2 separate regions of the Homo sapiens genome follow, and region 2 is linked to region 1. Evidence: chromatin contacts called from ENCODE Hi-C data. All regions are on one chromosome and are shown on one strand. Each heading gives the region's core, a stretch centred on a gene start or an enhancer-like site at or near the end of the contact. The rest is flanking DNA. Distances are from core to core; before and after follow the strand shown. Region 1 has its middle 40 kb from the start of ARHGEF4. Region 2 overlaps FAM168B (family with sequence similarity 168 member B).

Region 1 (6,971 bases), core at 2,879-5,378:
AGGGATTGTGATGAATCTATAGATCAGTTTGGAGAGTATTTCCATCTTAACAACATTAAGTGTTCCAATTCACGAACATAAGATGTCCTTCCATTTATTTCTCTTTAATTTCTTCCAACCATGTTTTAGAGTTGTCAGTGTACAAGTGTTGCACTTCTTTTATTAATTTATCTTTAAATATTTTCTTCTTTTTGATGCTGGGCAGTACATTTTTAAGGAAAAGAAGTAGTAGACACTGGGACTGAAGGCTGTAAGGAAGCACTTCACTCCATTGCCAAGCTGCTCTCCTCTTCCAGGTGATGGACAGAGAACAGGGCTTTGCACATTGTCAGATACTCTCCACTGGAGCCATTTAGAGGGTGTCAAATAATATGTTATTATGGTTTCACTTGGCATTTCTCTGTGACTAATGAGGCAAAGCATCTTTTTAGGTACTTCCTGCCCATCCACACTTCCTCATCTGTGAAATGCTTTTTCATGTCTTTGATCCATTTTTTTAATATTCTTATTGATTTTTGTAAATTCTTTATGCATTCTGGATACTAATTTACTATTTTCTTCCTATCTATGGGTTTTCTTTTTGTTTTTGTTTGTTTGTTTTGTTTTGTTTTGAGACAGTCTCGCTCTGTCACCAGGCTGGAGTGCAGTGGCACGATCTTGGCTCACTGCAACCTCTGACTCCCTGGTTCAGGTGATTCTCCTGCCTCAGCCTCCCAAGTAGCTGGGATTACAGGCATGCATCACTATGCCCAGCTAATTTTTTTTTTTTTTTTTTTTTTGAGACGGAGTCTCGCTCTGTAGCCCAGGCTGGAGTGCAGTGGCGCGATCTCGGCTCACCGGAAGGTCTACCTCCTAGGTTCATGCCATTCTCCTGCCTCAGCCTCCCAAGTAGCTGGGAATACAGGCGCCCGCCACCACGCCCGGCTAATTTTTTGTATTTTCAGTAGAGATGGGGTTTCACAGTGGTAGCTAGGATGGTCTCGATCTCCTGACCTCATGATCCACCCACCTCTGCCTCCCAAAGTGCTGGGATTACAAGCATGAGCCACCACGTCCGGCCCGCCCAGCTAATTTTTGTATTTTTAGTAGACACAGGGTGTTGGCCAGGATGGTCTCGATCTCCTGACCTCGTGATTCGCCCACCTCAGCCTCTCAAAGTGCTGGGATTACAGGCGTGAGCCACTGCGTCCGGCCATCTTTTTGTTTTTTCATCAATATTTTTGTATATGATTTGTGCTTTTGTGTCTTGCTAATGAAATCCTTACTCACTGCAAATTTATAAATATAGCCTCCTACCATTTCTTCCGGCAGTTTCAAATGTGGTTTGTTACACTTAGGTCTTTAACCCACATGCAATTTATTTTTGTTCATGATTTAAAGCAAAGATCCAACTCTACTTGATTTTCTAAATGGATAACCAATTGTTCCAGAAAATTGATTTACCGGCCCATACTTTCCCCATGGATCTGCAAGCTCTGTCACAAACCAAGTCTCACTATGTGGGAGGGGCTGCTACTGGGATTTGGTTCCTTGGTCAGTTTTTTCCCTGTGCCAGTACATTCTGCCTTAATTATGACATCTTGAATATCTGTTGGGCAATGCTTACCATCTTGTTCTTTATTTTTATAATGGTCATAGCTCATCACTCTTCCATATAAATTATAGAATCAGTTTGACAAGTCTCCCCCTAAAAGCTGCTCAGATTTTAGTAGAATTGCAGGAAAGTGCATGAATTTGAAGATAATTGACATTTTTTCACATATATTGCTCCATTTATATAAACTTTCTTTAATGGCTTTCTTTTCAGTTTTGCCATTTTCTCTATGAAGGACTGCATCCATTTTACTTTTTATTCATAGAAACCTTATGTATTTCATTGCTATTATAAGTGAAATTTTGAAAATACATATTCTAAGTTTTTCTTGCTAGGGCATTTTCATTTTAGGAGGGCTCAAACCCCACAGTGTGGAAGAGAACCACTGGCTTGTGTGGTCTGGCAGCTCTGCCTCCCACTGCACTGGGAGCCCCACGGTCAGGCTATCCTCAACCCAGCAACTCCCTGTCCTTGCCTGCTTAGCAGCCAGGGGCCATCTCAGAACAGCCTGACTGCTGGCTCATCTGACTGTGGCTGGTTACACTTCCTGTTGGGTCATTGATTCAGTGTGAGGACAACAGCTCCAAGAGGCCTCTGGGTGCTATAAACTGACCAGGAGGTGAATGGCAGGGTTTCCTGACAGCAGGAGAGATTCGGGAAAGACAGTGTGGTCAGAGCCACCCAGGAGTAACCTACAGGCCAAGGGACAGAGCAAGTGTGCCATGGGGCCAAGTGTCTATGACAGCATGCCCTCCTTCCTTCTCTGAGCAGGGGGCTAGGGTCACCAAATCAGCTGCCCAGGACTGAGAAGTTTATCCAGATGAAGGACTTACAGGGCTAAAATTGGGAAATCCCAGGCAAACTGGGACCTGCTGATAACCCCACAACAAACATGAGCTGAACAAGATGAGTCCACAGAACCAGCTACAAAATTTGTGCAAAGCCTCACATACTGGGACCATTTGTGATAACCCAGGCCCCATCCTATGCAGCCAGCCGGTCCCACCTGTCCCTGCTCTCCAGAAGTGTGACAGCTCATGGGCATGGGTGGGAACAGTGTAAGCCCCACATCCAGATGAAAGGAAGGAGGACTGCTAGAAGAGCAGTTCCCCATAGAGATGGCCCATCGATTCCTGCAGCATGTCCTGCTGGAACCTCCGCTGGCTCCCATTCCCTCAGTCTCTGAATTGGTCTACCCTTTCTTCCAAGTCCTTCCCTCCAGGGCCCAGGCCCATCTCTCCATTGTGTAGGCCAGTGGTTCTCACACTTAACAAAAGCACCAGAAGAATATATGACAGAGGCTGTATGCAGTGACTCAACACCATTGCAGTCCCACCCCAGAGCGTGGGGAGAGCCAGGCTGCAGGGTGCAAAGCCCCAGGCCACTTCCTGCTGACTGTGGCTGCCAGACCACTCAAAGCCCTCGGCCTTCCACAGCCTTCTCCTCTGTCACCTCTGCAGGTGTGCTTGCCTCTGTCCCCCTCCCACTCTGCATTCCTGAGCTCTGCAGGGCCCTGTATCCTCTTACAAGGGAGTCATGCATGGGAAATAGACCCTTCCAGCCTCCAGGGCCCTGAGAGCCATGCGTTTTCTTTCTTTCTTTTCTTTTTTTCTTTCTTTTTTTTTTTTTTTTTTTTTTTTTGAGACGGAGTCTCGCTCTGTCACCCAGGCTGGAGTGCAATGGCACTATCTTGGCTCACTGTAAGCTCCGCCTCCCGGGTTCACGCCATTCTCCTGCCTCAGCCTTCCGAGTAGCTGGGACTACAGGCGCCCGCCACCACGCCCGGCTAATTTTTTTGTATTTTTTAGTAGAAACGGGGTTTCACCATGTTAGCCAGGATGGTCTCGATTTCCTGACCTCGTGACCCTCCCGTCTCGGCCTCCCAAAGTGCTGGGATTACAGGCGTGAGCCACTGCACTTGGCCCATTTTCATTGATTAACTGTCTGCTGGGGACCCTGGCTAGACCCGACTCTGGGGGCTTTTTCTTTCTTTTTCCTTTTTCCAGACAGAGTTTTGCTCTTGTCGCCCAGGCTGGAGTGCAGTGGCTCGATCTCGGCTCACTGCAACCTCCGCCTCCCGAGTTCACGCGATTCTCCTGTCTCAGCCTCCGGAGTAGCTGGGATTACAGGCGCACGCCACCACACCCAGCAAATTTTCGTATTTTTAGTAGAGACGGGGTTTCACCATGTTGGCCAGGCTGGTCTCGAACTCCTGACCTCAGGTGATCTGCCTGCCTCAGCCTCCCAAAGTGCTTGGATTACGGGCTTGAGCCACCGCGCGGGGCCTCTTTGGGGGCTTTTCATAAGGGTGTGTAGAATGTCAGTAAGAGGCTGCTTCTTCAGAGCCCTCTTCGTGCTACATAAGCCGGGCAGGGTGGATAGAAGTGGGTCTCTTGCTGCCTGTGGCCCTGAAACCCAGCCACGGGGCGGGGCCTGACTTCTTAGCGCAGTCCCCCTGCCGCGTGGAGGACCCTGCTCTCCGGCCCAGCATAGAGCGACTCCCTCCTGCCAGCAGGGGGCGCGCGGAGCTGTCTCTCCGGAGGCTCCCGGCGGCTCAGTCTCGGAACCCGCAGCCGGGAGCGCAGGGCGGGCCACACAGGGCGCCAGCACCTCCCACGAGCTCCGCGGGCCTCGCATCCGGAAGACGCCCCGGCTGACCGCGCGAATGGCTCGCGCTGCCGCGGACACCCGCCTGCCAGGGACGGGGCCTCTCTCCTGGGCCGTTTCATCTCACCGAGAGCGAGATCCGCTTTCCTAGAGGCTGGGAGGACCAGGCCCGGGCACAGGACTGGCTTCGCACCACTGGCCCCGCAGTCGGGTCCCCGGGGACGCGCCACGGGTCACTGCTGCCTGCTAAAGCGACACAAGGCGCCTTCATTCCTCAGGCCGAGGCGGCCGAACGCCTTGGCTCTGGCCGACAGTGAGCACCCACTGCGAGTCCGCACACACTGCAGCGCCCCCGGGCACGCCCCGCAGTCCGCCCAGCGTCCCCCGGGGCGGGGCACAGCCAGAGGACGGCCCGAGAGCCCTGCTGTCCCCGTCAGCGCCGCAGGAGGGCGCGACTTCCCCGCTGGGCCGAGGCCTTTGCCGGGCCCTCTACTGTACGCCGGTCCTAGGGCTGGGACCGCCGTCCTGGACCGACCTCAGCCCACTGTTCTGCGGAGGCCGCGTGTTGGGCGACAGCAGCCACCCAGCCCGGAAGCAGCCGTTCCGAGCGCAGGGGCGCCAAGAGCCCCGCGCCCCGCCTGTGCGCCGGCCCTGAGACTTGGAACGATGGTGCAGGCAGGAGGGGTCACCGGTAGGGATGCCACTGGAGGGACTGGGCCGTCCACACGGACCAGCTGACACACTAAGTGCTGGGTACACAGCAGGACAATGGCAAGGGCTGCTCAGACTGCGTTTTTAAAATCGCCTCACCACGAAAGACAGAAAGTAGGGAAGGGTACCTTGCTGTGGCCAAGGCCGCCCTCGCTGAGTCAGCTGGCATTCCCACGACTCCACGAGTCCCCAAAGGGCTTGTCAGAGCCCAGCGGCACCCTCGCCCTGGAAGTGCCCTGCGTCCTCCTCAAGAGCCTTATTTGGGACAGAGATCAGATCAACCGCGCCACCACCCTCCCACCCACCTTCCACATGTGATAGGGTCGCAGGAATGGGGAGCCTCGCAGAGGCGCGGCGGCAGCTCTCGCCTGCCAGTGACAGCCCACCTCCCACTTTAAAACAGGACGTTCCGAGTCCTGGTTCCACATGTTCAAAAGGCCGTGGCATGGGGGAGTGGGCCTACACCTGAGCTTTGGCTGCGAAAACACTCATTTCAAGGATAGCTGCTAGGCGCTGCCTTCCCCCATCCCCCTGCTGTTGGCCCCCATCCAAGCATCTCCAGCCTCTGCCAGGCCCTGCCCCCTTCCCCGCCCTCTATGGCCCTGAAGTGGGAGCCGGCTCAGGGCTGCAGGCTGCCTGCTCAGCGCCGGCACTCGCAGGCCCATCCCTGCTGTGAGCAAACAGACCAGTAGCATCCCTGAGACAGAGATGGACACCACTCCTGGGTAGGAGGGCAGGCTATGGACATCCGTTGCTGGAAAAGCTGGGAAGAGGGCTGGCAGTGGAGACGCTTCAGGTGCACCGTGTGGACAGACAAGGTTGCAAGTGATGCTGGTCCTCAAGGTATCAGGTGTGAGTCATCCCAAAAGGACCCTGCCTAAGAGGGTGGCCTGTCAAGAGGAGCCTTCTGGGGGCACAGCAGGGCCAGGAGTTGAGACATAGGAGGTTGCCCAGAAAGTGTGGGATGCAGCTTAGGCAAAGTGCAGAGGGTGAGCCCCATATCTCCCAAAAGAAGACCACAGATGCCCTAGCCTCTCTCCCCCACGCCCTGTCAGGGCCACCATGAGGGATGACCCTCTGTAGCCACAGGGTTGAAACTGCTGAAAATCAAACACAAGTCCTCACCATGTGACTGGCTGAATTACAGCAAAAGCTGAACTCCCAGCCTCCCAGGATGTCTACTATTAAAGTGAGGGTATTGATTGGGAGAGGATGACAACCTGTAAATTGGGATGGGGGTGTATGGGAATATCCTGATGAAACTGGGAGACATTGAGCTCCTAAATTCTGATGAATTCTCTTTGCCCACGGGAGTTGTCTTCCCATCCACAGCAAAACTAGCCTCCCCATCCCCAGGGGAAGCAGCCTTCACACCCTTCGTGGTGTTGGCCTTGGCCTGAGGAGATTAACCCTGCATTGCTGGAGGAAATGATAAAGACCTCCCCTGAGGCAGTTGTCATGCAAGACAATGCTGAGTTTCCTTAGGACCCACCTGTCTTTACTAGACCTATAACTAGACTCAAGGCCCAGCAGGCCCCCAAAGGTGAGGACATAGCAGGACCCAGGAGGAGGTGTGCCACAATCCAAAAGAACTACTTGAGTTTTCTAATTCATACAGGCAGAAATCCAGTAAATGTGTGGAAATGGATCTTAAGGATCCATTAAACATGCAGGATAATGGTGGAAAGACCATAAAGTCGGATCAGGCCAAATGTATTGATGTGGGCCCACTAAGCAGAGATTCTGCACTGAATGCTGCAGCCCTGGGCGTGTAAAAAAGACCTAATAGTTTAGTTGGTTAGGGGAAACAGATTAAAAGGCGGCCTACAATGAGCAAGTTGGAGGTGCCAGATATCCCTTGTTTTAATGTAGAGGAAGGGAATTGAAGAGATTGGAATTAGAGTAGATTTGCCATTTTAGACATACTTACCCACACTAGTCCAGACACACCTTTCACCAATATTGTAAGAAATGGGTTTGTGAGGGGAGCCCCAGCATCCTTCAAGAGCTGTTTCATTGCTTTTCTCTCTGGGCAGACCTTACAGTGGGAACCACAGTC
Region 2 (6,971 bases), core at 1,384-3,883, 260 kb after region 1:
CCCCTTCATAAAGCACACCCAATAATTTTTATAGGTCAGATGATAAACAAATGAGTATGCTTCAGCCTTAACAAGGAAGGAGATTCTGACACATGCTACAATATAGATGAACCTTAAGAACATAATTCTGAAAGAAAGAAGCCAGTCACTAAAAGACAAATACTTAATGATTCCACTTAGATGAAGTACCTGGAGTAGTCAAATTCAGAGACAGAAAGAAAGTAGAACAGGGAATTAGCGTTAATGAGTACAGGAGTTCAGATTTGCAGGATAAAGACGTTCTGGAGCTCTGTTTCACAACAATGTGAATATACTTAACACTACTGAACCGTACTTAAAAAGGGTTAAGATGGGCTGGGCACAGGGGCTCATGTCTGTAATCCCAACACTCTGGGAGGCTGGGGTGGGAGGATAGCTTAAGTTCAGGAGCTTGAGATGCGCCTGGGCAACATAGTGAGATCCCAGCTCTACAAAAAGTTTTAAAATTAGCCAGGTGTGGTAGCATACTTATAGTCCCAGCTACTCAGGAAGCTAAGGTGGGAGGATGGCTTGAGCCCATGAGTTCCAGACTACAGTGAACTGTGATCGCACCACTGCACTCAAGCCTGGGCAAAAGGGCAAGACCCTGTCTCAACAAAAAAAAGTTAAGATGGTAAAAACAAATAAATAAAAAACAAGAGGCTGGCAACAGTGACTCACGCCTGTAAGCCCAGCACTCTGGGAGGCCGAGGCAGGTGGATCACCTGAGGTCAGGAGTTCGAGACCAGCCTGGCCAACATGGTGAAATCCCATCTCTACCAAAAGGTACAAAAAAATATTAGGCAGGCATGGTGGCAGGCGCCTGTAGTCCCAGCTACTGGGAAGGATGAGGTGGGAAAATCACTTGAACCTAGGAGGCAGAGGTTGCAGTAAGCTGAGATCACACCACTGCACTCCATCTTGGCTGACAGGATGAGACCCTGTCTTAAAAAAAAATATTAAAAATTTTAAAATTAAAAAAAAAAAAAAGAAATGAGGATTCTAAACTACATGAGCTTCTGAGTTCTTTAAGAGAAATCTATTTTTCCTACAACTGCAGAAACTCAACAACTACTTGAGTCCCTTTATGGACCAGCACCACCTCCAACACAGTGGCACCCAACCTGGTGCCTGCTGCCCTCCCTCCCTGTGCCTCAAACCAGCAGTTTCTGTCTATGCCCAGTTTCCTGTTCCTTGACAGATAAGTATGGGGAAAACCAAATCAGAGTCTACATTGAAGCACACATAATAACCCGGAATGCTTTTCTCTCTGGCATAATTTCCTTACACTGAAGTCAAGTCCAGAAAAACAAGGAGGGAACAGTACGCTTTTGTGTGGGCATGACCTAAAGGTGGTCATATTGACCCAGAGACCAGGAGGTGAATCCACATGGGTGGTCATACAGATTGGGTGGTCACCCAATCCCTAGACATCAGATCAAACCCCCAGGGCTTCCGCGGAGATGTGCCCATCCCAGCCAGGGGCCTCATCTTTCCATGGTTTATTTTCCTTAGAGGAGGCCTTGCAAAGTAAAGTACGGTAGATGAATGCCAAAGGATTTCTACAGGCAGCTGTTTCTTCTATCAACGCAAGACCAGCTCTCCTAGATGCATGAAAACATCCCGATGAAGACAACTGACCTGCAAAGACAAGCTCCCCTCAAGGGAAAGGAAGAAGGCCAGAGCAACCCCGGTACACAAAGTGTCCTCCTTCTACTCAAGTCTTACATGGTCATAGGGGGTGGGAGGAGAGGGGGCACATCCTGCATTGCCAAATGGCTCAGTTCACCAACAAAGCGAGTCCATCAGATTCAGAGAGGCCTCCACAAGGGGTCACTCAGGTAGGCAAAATAAAAGATAACCTGCTGTTTCTTCCCCAAAGAATTTTCTGTCCTTCCACACAACTACAGCTATGAAAACCTAGAGCCAAGGGTCAGAGGATTCGTGAGCTCTCCCCTCCCCCAGCTCTAGGGTACACCATAGGACAGACACCGCAGGAACGAGGACTTACCTGCTGACATGGCCATGGTGGTCCCAGCCACCATGCCCATGGTGACCCCGTTGCCTCTAGGAGGGGGGATGGGAGCAGGGTACACCGTTGCAGGCATGCCGTTGGGCTGCACCACCGTGGTGTGGTGGATGACGTGAGGAGGTGCTGCATACAGCGGCTGTGTGTAGTACGTGCCTTGCTGTGGGGAGAAGAGAGACAACTGACACAGGGTCCCAGGGCCAAAGGATGAACGCCCAGGTGGTATCACCCCTTCCCACACAGCAGTGTGTACCCAAGCATACCTGTGCATACGGGCTCTGCTGGGGGTAGGCACTTCGCACAGGGTACACGGCAGTCTGGTAGGGGTTCGGGGAGGAGGAGTACGGTGGCACAGCCCCGCTGGTGGGGGAACAGGACACTTTGTAAGGTGTGCCAGGAGTGTAACCTGGAACAAAGAAGGCAATGGCCTGAGTTCACCCAAGCCGGTCCAGGCGCAGGGAGAGGACACAGGCAGGGAGGAGCTAAGCTGCGTGTCAGCCCCACGCAACTCGCCAGACCTGCTGCCACTGCCGCCCCCACTCTCCTCCACTAAGATCTGACTTCATTCTTACTTTGTGTACGTGTGTGCATGCACGTGTGTGTGGTGGCAGGGTGTTGGGGAGGAGGAAAAAATACCAAAAGAGAACGTTCTACAGATGGAATGCTCACACAAGGACAGGAAATAAAAACTGTCTTGTCCTGCTGGAATTTAAATTGGTATGGCATTCCTGGGGCTAAACTTGGCATCTAAAGTATATATGCCTTTTAATCCCACAATTCCACTTCTAGAAGTCTGTCTTAAAGCAATACACATGGATCTATACACACACAGAGACTTAACTGTAAGCATGCTCATCATAGTGTTGTTTGTTACAGCAAAAACAGGAGAAACTTGCCCAGCACCAGGACTGGCTAAGCACTCTATGGTAAAAAGCCCTCTGGGTTAAGGGAGAAAGCTGAACACACATACTTGCTTTTGTCCCCACACAAAATGACATGAAAATGACAATAAAGCAGATTAAGAGAAAAAAGACATAAAACTCACCAAGAATGGAAGAGAAGACAGCATGTTGAAGCCTGGCAAGCTGAAGTGGAGGATGATTGAGCAGACTCGAGAAGAAGGCACTCAGCCAGCAGCGAGGAGCAGCTGGCACCAAGAGAGCCGTTCCCCAAAGCCCTGCAAACTGCTGGCCACCAACCCGTCTCCAGAAGCAGATAAAGAGACCCCATCTAGTAGAGTGGTTGAGTTTGCTGAATAAGCAGTTAGGTGTCCCTTCCTGACCCCAACAGAGAAGAGGGGTTTGGTCTCAGGGGAGGGAGAGGGTCTCTGGACAGCTATGTTCACAGCAGCTATATTCACAATGATCAAAAGCTGGCAATGGCCCAGATGCCCACCAGGAGACAAATGGGTAAACACACTGTGGTGCATCCATACAAATCCTACTGAGCAAGCCAAAGGGACAAACTGCTGATCCATACAAGCACATGAATGAATCACAAAGCCACACCATGTCAAAGGAGCCAGATACAAGGACACATGCTGGATGCATGTACTGACAGAAGCTCTAGGAAAGACCAACCTAATCCAGAGTCATCAAAACCCCAGCAATGGTGCCAGGGGCCAGAGGGGCATGCGAGAACCTTTCCAAAGAGTGCATTCACTCAAATGTGGTGACGGTCATACAGCTGTGTATGACTGTCCAAACATACCAAACTGTACACTGAGAAGGATTAACTTATAATATGTAAATCAGACCTCCATACAAGTGCTTATGGCATCTCACATTCCCATGGGTGAGAGCAGGAGGGGTGGAGCACTCACACACTGTCCGTGTCAGACAGTGCAACTTTGCAAGCCAGAGACACATCCCGCAACATCCAGCAATCCACTCCCAAAACTTCCCCTAGAAAAATGAAAACACAGGTCCACGAAAGACTTGTAAAAAGTGTTCAATCTTATTCCTAGTAGCCAAAAATGGGAACTAATCCAAATCTTCATCAACTGGAGAAAGGATAAATCATGATATGTCTCTATAAACATTACTCAGCAATCAAAAGGAAAAAACATGGATGAATCTCACAACATGCTGAGCTTTCCAAAGAAGCTGGAAACAGAACAGCACATAGAGCAATGATCCCGTTTATTCCCTAACAACAAAGAAATTTACCTACGGTGACGGAAATCAGAGGGGAGAGGGCGAAGAAAGCGTTCTGGGATGATCAAAGTATTCCATGTTTTATTTGGAGTGGTGGTTCCATGGGCATGTACAACTGTCAAAACCCACCCAGTTGAGCACTTAATATGTGGGTGTTTTGTGCATAAATTATACCTCAAGTTTGAAAAAATGAGCTGAGTATAAAGAATTTTGGATCACCTGAGCCGGAGGTCAACGCTGCAGTGAGCTGTAATTATGCCTCTGCATTCTGCCTGGGCGACAAAGTAAGACGCTGTCTCAGAAAAATAGTAATAATAATTAAAGTTAATTTTTAAAAAATTTTACACAACTGGGCTGTTAGCAATATGTACGTGTGTGTATTTTTTTTTTATTTTTATTTTTTGAGATGGAGTCTTGCTCTATTCCCTAGGCTGGAGTGTAGTGGTGCAATCTCAGCTCACTGCAGCCTCCGCCTCCTGGGTTCAAGCAATTCTCATGCCCCAGCCACCCGAGTAGCTGGGATTGCAGGCATGTGCCACCACATCCAGCTAATTTTTGTAATTTTTAGTATAGACGGGATTTTGCCATGTTGGCCAGGATAGTCTGGAACTCCTGGCCTCAAATGATCCTCCTGCCTCAGCCTCCCAAAGTAGTAGGATTACAGGTGTGAGCCTGTATATATATATGTGCCTGGTCCATATATTTTGTTTTAATTTGAAAGGGAAAGAGAATGATTGGCCCCCTGGGAAATTCACTAGTCTGGGGCCTTTTGTTTGGGGTGCCAGTGCAATTCTGTGACATGGATATATTGCACAGTGGTGAAGTCTGGGCTTTTTCACCTAAATACTGCACACTGTATCAATTAAGCAACACGAAGCCTTCAACATCAGCCTTCTCATACTCCCCTGCATGCCCTTTCATGGTCTCACGGTGGGAGGTGCTGTGGCTGAGATCTGCAGCAGACCAAACAACAGGTGGTCCTGTCCTATGCAGCAAAGCGGGTGCTCACACCCAGATTTGTCTGCATCCAGAGTCCTGACCCTTCTACCCAAACCAAGCAACTCCCAACCTCAGCTAGTCTCCATTTGAAGAAAGAAAAGATTCCTCCAGGGCTCCCTGTATTTTGAAATTCGCTCACCGCTATGTTAACCGTAAATAGAAACACTGCCAAAATTTGAATACAACAACTTTTTAATACTGGTGCTTGGCCAAAGGAAAGCAGAATACGCAGATTTTCCATTAGGATTTGGAAAAGCAAGTTTCAAGACAAGAGCAGTTACAGAGTTTCCTTCTCTGGCTGCTCATCTCCTCGTCTTTAAGAAGGCTAAAAAAGGAAAGTGAAAAGGAAAGCTTCACAGGTGTACACAGGTTAAAACTCATCAAACTGAAGCTTTAAATCTGTACACTTAGTTGTATGCCAATTACGCCACAACGAGGTTGTATAACATTTTCTTTAATTATAAAGAAAAAGGTAGTGTGAATGCCATCAAAGAATTATAAAGGAAAAGGTAGTGTGTCCGGCCATGTACTGATACTCCCAGGAGACCCGGGACAGTCCAATTCCCCCTAAGTGACTAGCTAACTCAGGGAAGAAATGCAAAAAGGAAGCATGGTGTGTGGCGGGCACACATGTGACTAGTGAATGGTGACTGGGGCATTGTACCAACACAGAGAGGCTATTCACCATCAACATGGGGCCATGCCCTGTCACAGCGGAGATGATCAGGACAGATCCAGCCCTCTCCATAAGGTGCTTGGCTTCAGGGGGAAAAGAAATCACAGGAAAACAAACCACCAACATAGCAGCATTTTATGCAGTCTTGGCAAGCAATGAGGAGTCAGCTCAGAGAGGGGCAGGTGGGGCAAGGATGTCTCAAATGAAAGAAACTGTGGGGATGAGGGACGTCAAGGGTCATCTTGGATAGCTCCCTTCTCCCCAGCCACACCACCTCTTTCATTTCCCACCACCATGCAGCAGCCAGACACCAGCGGGTACCTTCAGCTGTACCTAAAGGAGACACTGCCGAATGGGATCCCCACTGTACGGCTTAATCCCAGTTTTCTGCCTCATATTTCCACTAGCCTGAAAAGAGATCCTCCCAGGAGTCACCAAACTCTTATCTGACCAAGATGATATTTTTTTTATAAAAATGTCAAAACATAGAGCTACCCTCTGTGTGTCACATCCTGAGAACAGATGCTAGACTTCAAAGTTGGGAATCTCATTCCAAACTTCCAACAGTTTAAACAAACAAACCCACAGGGTTCCCTTTCTTCATACAATTAAAAACATTCATGACAGATAACTGGAAATATGAACACTGATTACAATCTCAGTAGTGATAAAAAAAATTTTTAGGTGTGACAATGACACAGTTCTAATTTATCTTTTAAAGATAATATTTAAAAAGCTGATGAATATAATGTCTGAGATTTGCTTCAAAATAATACAGAGGAAAGTGGCAGGGGCCCAGATGAAAAAGATCAGCCATAAGGTGGTAACTGCTAAAGCCAGGTGATGTGTAGGTGGGAAGTATATTCCCATGTACTTGTGCTTAAGCCAGGTGATGTGTGAGCAGGAATTTTTTTTTTTGGATGGAGTCTCGCTGTCTCGCTCTGTCACCCAGGCTGGAGTGCTGACACCATCTTGGCTCACTGCAACCTCCACCTCCCAGGTTTAAGAGATTCTTCTGCCTCAGCCTCTCAAGTAGCTGGGACTACAGGCGTGCACCACCACACCCAGCTAATTTTTGTATTTTTAGTAGAGA

What was found. A loop is a pair of places that touch in the nucleus more often than their neighbours do. Pooled maps may share reads with other maps.
Region 2: a loop to region 1 is called in a map of PC-3, with 4 times the contacts of the local background. The contact joins two enhancer-like sites. A Hi-C loop is called at or near these places in 6 of 168 maps with a recorded cell type or tissue (CD8-positive, alpha-beta T cell, HCT116, PC-3 and 2 more), 5 of 37 single-sample maps with no recorded cell type and 9 of 50 pooled maps.

What each region holds. Positions count from the first base shown.
Region 1 is chr2:130,793,508-130,800,478 of GRCh38, forward strand. No RefSeq gene overlaps it. Among named protein-coding and RNA genes, the nearest start is that of ARHGEF4, 40 kb to the right of the region's middle. RefSeq lists silencers at 4,038-4,187, 4,498-4,747. Within about 2 kb of position 4,129, at least 36 of the 41 ENCODE cell types and tissues checked have a DNase peak (open chromatin) inside an H3K27ac peak, as active enhancers do.
Region 2 is chr2:131,053,243-131,060,213 of GRCh38, forward strand. FAM168B (family with sequence similarity 168 member B) reads right to left here. Exons shown (of 7, transcript NM_001009993.4): 4 at 2,311-2,453; 5 at 2,030-2,207. Among named protein-coding and RNA genes, the nearest start is that of SMIM39, 22 kb to the left of the region's middle. Within about 2 kb of position 2,634, at least 5 of the 41 ENCODE cell types and tissues checked have a DNase peak (open chromatin) inside an H3K27ac peak, as active enhancers do.